2 separate regions of the Mus musculus genome follow, and region 1 is linked to region 2. The links are chromatin contacts, found by Hi-C or POLR2A ChIA-PET in ENCODE. All regions are on one chromosome and are shown on one strand. The core of a region is the stretch at or near the end of the contact, and the rest is flanking DNA. Distances in the headings are between cores, read along the strand shown. Region 1 holds the start of 1700096K18Rik (RIKEN cDNA 1700096K18 gene). Region 2 holds the start of Nub1 (negative regulator of ubiquitin-like proteins 1).

Evidence for each region. A loop is a pair of places that touch in the nucleus more often than their neighbours do. ChIA-PET counts read pairs that join two places held with the same protein, here RNA polymerase II (POLR2A).
Region 1: a map of regulatory T cell shows a loop between it and region 2 (4-fold over the local background). The contact joins the promoter of 1700096K18Rik here to the promoter of Nub1 in region 2. A Hi-C loop is called at or near these places in 1 of 37 maps with a recorded cell type or tissue (regulatory T cell). POLR2A ChIA-PET finds 5 or more read pairs at or near these places in 1 of 5 experiments (embryonic stem cell).

The regions. Positions count from the first base shown.
Region 1 is chr5:25,528,629-25,532,753 of GRCm38, forward strand. It overlaps 1700096K18Rik (RIKEN cDNA 1700096K18 gene), which reads left to right and starts at 1,390. Exons shown (of 1, transcript NR_027388.1): 1 at 1,390-2,838.
Region 2 is chr5:24,684,316-24,688,381 of GRCm38, forward strand. Nub1 (negative regulator of ubiquitin-like proteins 1) reads left to right here and starts at 1,500. Exons shown (of 15, transcript NM_016736.3): 1 at 1,500-1,707.

The DNA.
Region 1 (4,125 bases), core at 140-2,639, 840 kb after region 2:
ATGTCAATATTGCATAAACAATGGAAATTTGACTGCTACTCAGGAAAGGCAGCCTATTATTTTTGGAGTAACAAATTTGGTCACTTTAGGAACTAAGTCCTGGGACTGCAAAGATGACTCAGGTTCACAGCTCTGGCTCTTCCAGAGGACTTTAGTTCAATTCCGAGCACCCACAAGGTAGCTTGCGACTGTAACTCCGACTGGAATCTAACATCCTTACACAGACATACAGGCAGGCAAAACACCAATGCACATAAAATGAAAATTAATTAAAAAAATTCAATCCCAGGGTGGAGAGATGAAACCTTCTGCAGAGGAGCCCCCAAGTTAGGTGGCCCACAACCAGCGGCTCCAGGAACCCAGCGGCCGCCCTCTCTGGCTTCTGCAGTCAAACCCCGTACCAAGGAACTAGCGAGTTCCAAACCAGTCAGAGATACAAAGGGAGAGGTGAGATCCTGTTTGAAGAAACCTCCAAACCTAAGACACACCCAAAGAAAAGCACTACCCCCACCACCATCAACAACAAAATGTTTGAATGATCTGGGCCGTCCAGTTCCTTTCTGGAACCAAAACCAGCTAATATTGATATTGACGTTTATCACTTAACCCCTCTCCCTGATTTCGAAATGAAGTCTGTTCCACTCAGCCGAATTTAAGGAGAGGTGTGAGGGAATGAAGGCGGTGTGCGTGGGGGCTGGGGAAGAAGGAGTTGAAAGGGGCGGGGTGCGGCGGGGTACAGAGGCAAATGTAGATCGCTGCTACATTGAGTTTGGGACCGGGACCAGGTATCGAGGCCCGGGCTCCCAGACCCAAAGAAAGCAGGAAGAAACGCAGCAAAGAGGGAGGGAAGCCGACAGAAACCGGAATGCCCACGGGAACAAACTCAACAGTGACCAGCTGGAATCCACCGCGGACCATAGGAGGCAAGGCGCCTGGCGCGAGGGGCCAATAGGAGGACGAGCCGAAAGAGGGGCGCTGCAAGGCCAACCCGAGGACCAGCAAGACTGGGGGCGGGGCCTCTGGGACGAAGCCAATGACTGGGAGAGCGGCCTGGGACGCGTGGCCAATGGCAGGGCGAGCTGGGTTGGGGCGTGGCCCCTGGTTTGAAGCCAATGGCAGGGAGTACAGCTTGGGCGAGGCCAGTGGGAGCTCGAGGGTGGGGGAGGAGCCAGACCCGGAAGACAGTGGGGGCGGGGAGCCGCGATGACAACCTGTCAAGTCCACTTCGGGACGAACTAGGTCACGCGCTTCTTGTAGCTCCGGCGCCCCCGCCCCGCGAGGCCCTGCGGGTGGCCCCGGGGCCGGGCCGCACCGCTTCCTCTTCCTGCCCGCGGGGGTGGGGGCGGGGCGGACACCTGCCGTTCGCCGGCCCGCTCCAGCCTTCGGGCTGCCGAAGGTCTCCTAGCCTTCGGGCCAGTGCCCGCCGATCCTCCGGGAGCCAGGTCCGCGATCTCCGGCGCCCGCCGTGGGCTCGGGAAAGCGCACAGCGCACTACTTGTCGCGGAGGGATCCGGCCCCTGAGTTACCTGTTCTCCACTCGGAGCTGACCTCGGTCCAAGGGCCCGCAAGTCCGCCTCACCGAGAAGTAATACAGGTTCGGATCCGCGCCGCCGACCTCACAATGGCGCGGGCGTCCAGCCACTGTCACGCAGCATCCCGTGCGATTATTCGCCCAGAGCCTCACTGCTTAGGGGACCACGGCGGGGCCCTTCTCCCTCTCGCTCATTCAGAAGATGAGAACGTCCCCGCACGACACAACGACGCTGTTTTAACAATACCCAACTAACTCTGCTCTTCCAAACTGCACACACTTAAAGGTGACATGGCCACAGACGCTGGGTTGCAATACTACGCTGGAATTCTGCACTAATTATTTAAAAGCTTTCTTACAGTACTACAGCGAAACGACCGGTTACAAACCTTTCATTTTCGTTCGAACACCGTACTCTAACCAATGGATATTTTGTGAATACTTCTATTCAGTATCTCTAGATTTTTAAAAAAAAAAACCCAAATGTAAAGAAAGACATTACCAAATGAGTGGTTCATCAGTGAAATAATTTGTTTTGCCTTTACATTTTAGCCTTTTTGGAAGGCACATTATTTGCAGTATACACAGATATAAATTTTGTACATTTAAAATAGCCTGTATAGCCTTTTTGTCGTTCTTTCTTGAAGCCCCTCCCACTCTGAAGATTCTTTCGCTTCTATTAATTTTAAGTCTGGTTAAAAAAATAGTGCTTGAGGCCATCCTGGTCTACAGAGTGAGTTCCAGGACAGCCATGGTTAAAAGAGAAACCCTGTCTCAAAAAAACCAAAACAAACAAAAAAAAAATAGTGCTTAAATTAAACATAAAAACAATTAGCATTTACATTTGAATAATGCTTCTTCATGTTTATTACCATGTACATTACTAGGAACTGGAAGTCCAATCTTGTAAAAAATTAAAATTCAAGACAGGCCTTTATAGTGAGGTTATTGTCTTTTCATTATAACTCATTTTTTACAGCCAGCTAATTTTCCAGAGGGAATTACTGTTCCTATCTTTAGTCAATTTGGTTAAGAATTCTTTGCCTTTAAATATATAAAAATGTTTGTGTATGATTTTATTTTTCTGTGAGAGCATTAAGGTTAGAGGACAACTTGTGGGCATGCTATTCTTTTACCTAGGAATGGAACGCATTTCCACCCTGTGACAGGGTCTCATGTATCCTTAGATAGCCTGGAACTCACCTGTATAGATCACATTGACTGAAATTTCAGAGATTCCTCTGCCCCTCTATTCCTGGGATTAAAGGTGTACAACACTGCCACCAGCATTAAAAATTGTCTTTATACGTCTCTGGTTTTTTTTTTTTTTTTTTTTTTTTTTTTGGTTTTTCGAGACAGGGTTTCTCTGTATAGCCCTAGCTGTCCTGGAACTCACTTTGTAGACCAGGCTGGCCTCGAACTCAGAAATCCACCTGCCTCTGCCTCCCAAGTGCTGGGATTAAAGGCGTGCGCCACCACGCCCAGCACGTCTCTGTTTTTACATTACCTATATGTAACTGTCCACTGAGGCCAGAAGAAAGTCGTGGATCCCTGGAGCTTGGGTTAATTCCAAAAGGTTGTACGCCAGCTTTTGGTACTGGGAAGTGATCTTGGGTCCTTGGAAGAAGCAGCAAGCACTCTTAACCCAGGAGACAGCCTCCTGGCCACACCTCCCTTTTGTTTTTAATTTCCAAGATTTTGAAGTCTTTTCCCATTGAAGGCTGTTTAATTCTTCCATCTCCTTGGGAATAGAACCCAGAACTTGCCCATGCGCAGTGCGCTGGTCATTCTTTACTGTCAGTTAATATTAAGCAGACTATACAACTACAAAGGTTTTCTTCCTTCAACAAAAAAAAAATACACCTTGATATTAGCAATAAGCAAAGTCAACAGTGTCAAAAACATGAGTATGAACTCCTGTCATGGACTTATCCCATTGGTATTACAACTTATGACTTATCCCATAGGTATTACAATAGGAAGTCATGTTAAACTTCTGACAACTTGCTGTCCATGCTCTGCTGGTACTCTCTCCAGCTCTTCATGACTTTTCTTGCCTTCTTCCCCTGATCAGAAGTGAGATGTTAATTTGTGATCTCCTATAACAAGATGACCAGTGTGTTCTTTTCTGCACCCATAAGTCTCAAGAACTCTTGTTTTCTTTCTTCATTGCCCAAGTCTGCTGCCTCCCAATTGCTAGGTACAAGATTACCGCCGGGGGAAGCTGAACGCTTCACCTCGTGCATGCATATGAGACTCCTGGGCAGCACTCATGGCAGCTGGGATCCCGTCGGGGGAAGTGCCAAACATATCCTGTCGCAGTTTTCCTCAAATGTAACACCAGCAGCCCTCACCCAGCAAGCAGCTGGCCCAAGCAGCGCCACTCCAGAACGCAGAGCCCCTCCGGGCCTTCTCCAGCACAGTCCTTTTGTTTTATTTCTGAGATAGGGTCTCAGATACCCAATGATGGCCTTGAATTCAGTATGTATCCTAGGCTGGCCTCAAGTTTTAGAGACTCCTCTGGCCTCAGACTTCTGTATTGCTGAGATAAAGGCCTATGCCACTAGGCACAGCTTATTTTTCTTAAACGTTTT
Region 2 (4,066 bases), core at 250-2,749:
TGGAACCCACTTTGTAGATCAGGCTGGCCTCGAACTCAGAAATCGGCCTGCCTCTGCCTCTAGAGTGCTGGGATTAAAGGCGTGCGCCACCACGCCTGGCAGTTTTTTGTTTCTTTGTTTCTTTGTTTTTTGAGACAGGGTTTCTCTATATAGTCGTGATTGTGCTGGAACTAATCAATTTCCTTAGAGTGGAAACAGTTATCTACAGATACAGTTTTCTTGGGTTTACAGTCACTTTCTTTTGTTTGGTTCTGAAAGCTTTGTCAGTTTGGAGGGCATAACAAACAACTTGCAAATCTGATCCTTATCATAATAACAATTTGTTTAGTTCCTGATTCACAGTGAGGCCAGGCATTTTTGGACTGACTAAGCAGGCCTGCTCTGGGTTCTCCAGTACGTGTGTGGGAAGCGGGTGTTGAATGATGGATCTAGCTTCACTGGCAGGCTGGCAATTGGCAAACTCCTCGCTGGGGTTCCTGGTTGCTTAGGCTCCTGCAGGCTTGCTCAGGCCTCCTCTCACAGTCTGCAGCAAGATGGGGCTCAACACCAGAGCATTGTTTCTTTTCTCATAGTATTTAAAAAAAAAAAGGCCTTTTTTTTTTTTTTTTTTTTTGGTTTTTGGTTTTTGGTCTTTTTGAGACAGGGTTTCTCTGTTTAGCCCTGGCTTTCCGGAACTCACTCTGTAGACCAGGCTGGCCTCGAGCTCAGAAATCCCCCGCCTCTGCCTTCCAAGTGCTGGAATTAAAGGCGTGCGCCACCACTGCCCGGCGTCTTCATTTTTTTATGCCCGTTTGGATTGTTCCCTTACATAGACATAAGGGCACATGCATTTTTCACAGCGCTGAGCAAAGCAGATGTCTCTATCTACTGTACTCATGGTGGGAGTAGCCGCTGGAGGGAGGCATGGGTAGCGTACCTAACTTCACCATGAGCGGGGATCCTGGTGGGATTGTGGAGGGTAGTGTGAGAATCCTTTAGTCTAGGGGATCCCCTAGGCCTAGTAGAGGGAAGACGAGAAAAGGTTCAGGAAAACAGGTCTTGCTCTGTCAAGGCTTTTGGGGAATAAATAAAGGCAGACTCATTTTCCTCTGACTCTGAAAAACTCGGTCTGGGAGTGGTCCGAAGACCTCGTGATTGAAGACTAGCATTGCCTCACTTCCATTCCTCACCACGCCTCTTCCCCCTGCACAGCAGACCCCCTCCCACCGCTTTTGACCAGTTTTAGCCTTGCCTTTCCACCTAACAGCTCCACCTACAGTCGGCCCTTGCCTCCATCTTCCTCCTCGCCCGGTCCCACATCCGCTCCACCGCAAACTACCAGCCCCGCCCACAGATCGCCTGACCCTCAGCGCGGCCCTCGCCCCAACCACTTTGTCTCTCTTCCCCCTTACACGTCAGCCCCGCCCTAGCTACACTCTCCCTATTTCCATCTACTCTGTTGTCCCGCCCCATATCAGCCCCGCCCATTAAATACTAGCCCCGCCCACAGCCGCGTTTTCAGGGCTTCCTTCCGTTCGATGCTTCAGATCGCCCTTCAAGCCCCTTGGCCCCACCCTTCCATGCAGCTCCGGTCCTCGACCGGCCTTCCGGACAGCGCGAGGGGGCGGAGCCGGGGGCGGGGCCGGCCTCACCCGGAATGAAAACAAACGGCGGCCTTTGCCGCATCCGGGCACTCGGCAGGTCGCAGCTGGCTCGGCAGTGGCGCAGGTGAGACGGCTGCGGCAGCGACCGGGCCTTGGGCCTGGGCCTGGTAGCGCGGCCGGGGCGGCCGTGGGCTCGGTGGGCAGGAGCGGCCAGGCGGACGCGGCGAGGCGGGCTGGGGCGGAAGCGGGAGGGGGTCGCGGCGGGGCGGAGGGGAAGGGATGGACACCAGCCAGCAGCTTGAGTTTGGATGAGCTGACTGCCGGGGCTGACAGCGGAACGCGGGGTGTGAGAACGCAAGCTTTCTGGACCCACACTTGTCCTCGCCTCCTTCCCTTGCTTTTAAATAGGAGGCCCTAATGGCATGTCATTTCCCCGAGAGGGAACGTGTTGAATGTGCGTAAGGTTGTATGCAATCTCGATTGATCTACAAGTGAAAGTGGTATTTTCAACATTGATGCCTAAGGTTTCACTTTCGGTTCAGAGCGCTGATCTTGATGATTTACGTGTTTTCTGCGTTGGAACGCCCAGCAACACACATGAAACAGTTCTCCAATTAAAATTGAAAACTGGGCTGTTAGATTTTCTTCCTTTTGACCTAACACATGTCATTCTGGTACCTGTAACTGGATTTTCATAGGTTTGAATACAGTGGTTTAATTTAATTAATTAATTTTTTTGAGATGGTGACTCACTATGTAGCTCTGGTTGTCCTGGAATTCGCTAAAGGCGAGCAAAACTATAATCAAGCCGGTGGTTTAATTTTGTTCAACATTAAATCTTTATGTTAATCTGGGCATGGCATACCTTTAGCCCCAGCATTTAGGAGGCAGAGATGATCAGGTGATCTCTGTGAGTTCAAGTCCAGCCTGGTCTACATAGTAAGTTCCAGGACAGAGCTGAGTAGTGAGACTCTGTCATGGTTTTAAAAAAAACAAAACAAAAACAAAAAAACTTAGTCGGGCGTGGTGGCGCACGCCTTTAATCCCAGCACTTGGAAGGCAGAGGCGGGGGATTTCCGAGTTCGAGGCCAGCCTGGTCTACAAAGTGAGTTCCAGGACAGCCAGGGCTATACAGAGAAACCCTGTCTCAAAAAACCTAAATAAATAAATAAATAAATATTACGTGATGCAGACCTAGCAACAGTGTGGAGCACAGATGAAGGGTTGTGATAGCCTTGGCTTCTTTTATCAGACAGTGGACTGGGTACAGTCTGAAAGGCTGTTTTCAACCTTCTGAATAGCTGGGTACTAGTAAATTATCCCTGCCACCTCCTTAGGAGATGGCAGTAATCTTTTTCTCAGTTTCTAAACTGGGCGTGCTGGCACACGCCTTTAATCCCAGCACTCCGGAGGCAGAGGCAGATGGATTTCCGAGTTCAAGGCCAGCCTGGTCTACAGAATGAGTTCCAGGACAGCCAGGGCTACACAGAGAAACCCTGTCTCGAAAAATTAAAAAAAAAATTTTTTTTCTATAGATTTGAGTCCTGTGTCTGGAGGTTTAATAGACTTGTATTTGTAAGGCTCCTAAGTGCCTTGTGGTGAGCTTGTGAGTAAAAACACACAGCATGTTCATTCTCTCTCTCTCTCCCTCCCTCTGTCTCTCTCTTTCCCTCTCGCCCTGTCTGACATGCATACACACAATGTTTACTCCATGGGCTATCCTGATGACCTGTTTCTCGATCTCAGATCTGAGCACCCTTTTGAAAGCATGGTTATGGAATAATGCTTAAGTCACCACAGTTGGCTTGAAGATCAGGTGGATTCTGTTTAGAAGGCTGAAACTTAAGTTATTAATTCACATATTTTCCATTCTCTGGAATTCATGTTCACCAATGAGGAGTGAGCAGCTTCCTATTTGGTTTGATTTGGCAAGCCTTGAAACACTTGACTACCAGCTGCCCCAGGCTCTCAGTGGCCTCCCCCACCCTGTGGAAGCTATGTCACACCTCCTGTGTAAGAAAGGGGAAGTGCTGAGGACAAGAAGCACAGGATTGTGAGACAAGCTAGAGTCCATGTCGTAGGCAGTTGTCTCATGCCAGTTCTGGCCTGGGCTCATTTTGTGGTTTTATAAACCTGGGCCTGGGGTTTTCCAGCAGCAAAGTGATTTAGCCTCAACATCAATCTAGTGAGATGTGCTATTGTGCTCTCAGAAGTACCAGCGAAAACAAAACCAAGAAACAAGTTATAAAGACAAACAAATCTCAAACTAAACAAAGCAACAAAGACTGAAATGGTGCAGTGCTGTAAATTCTTTCATTTTATTTATTTATTTTTTTAATTAATTATTTTTTTCCGAGACAGTGTTTCTCTGTGTAGACCTGGCTGTCCTGGAACTCACTCTGTAGACCAGGCTGGCCTTCAACTCAGAAATCCGCCTGCCTCTGCCTCCCGAGTGCTGGGATTAAAGGCATGCATCACCACAT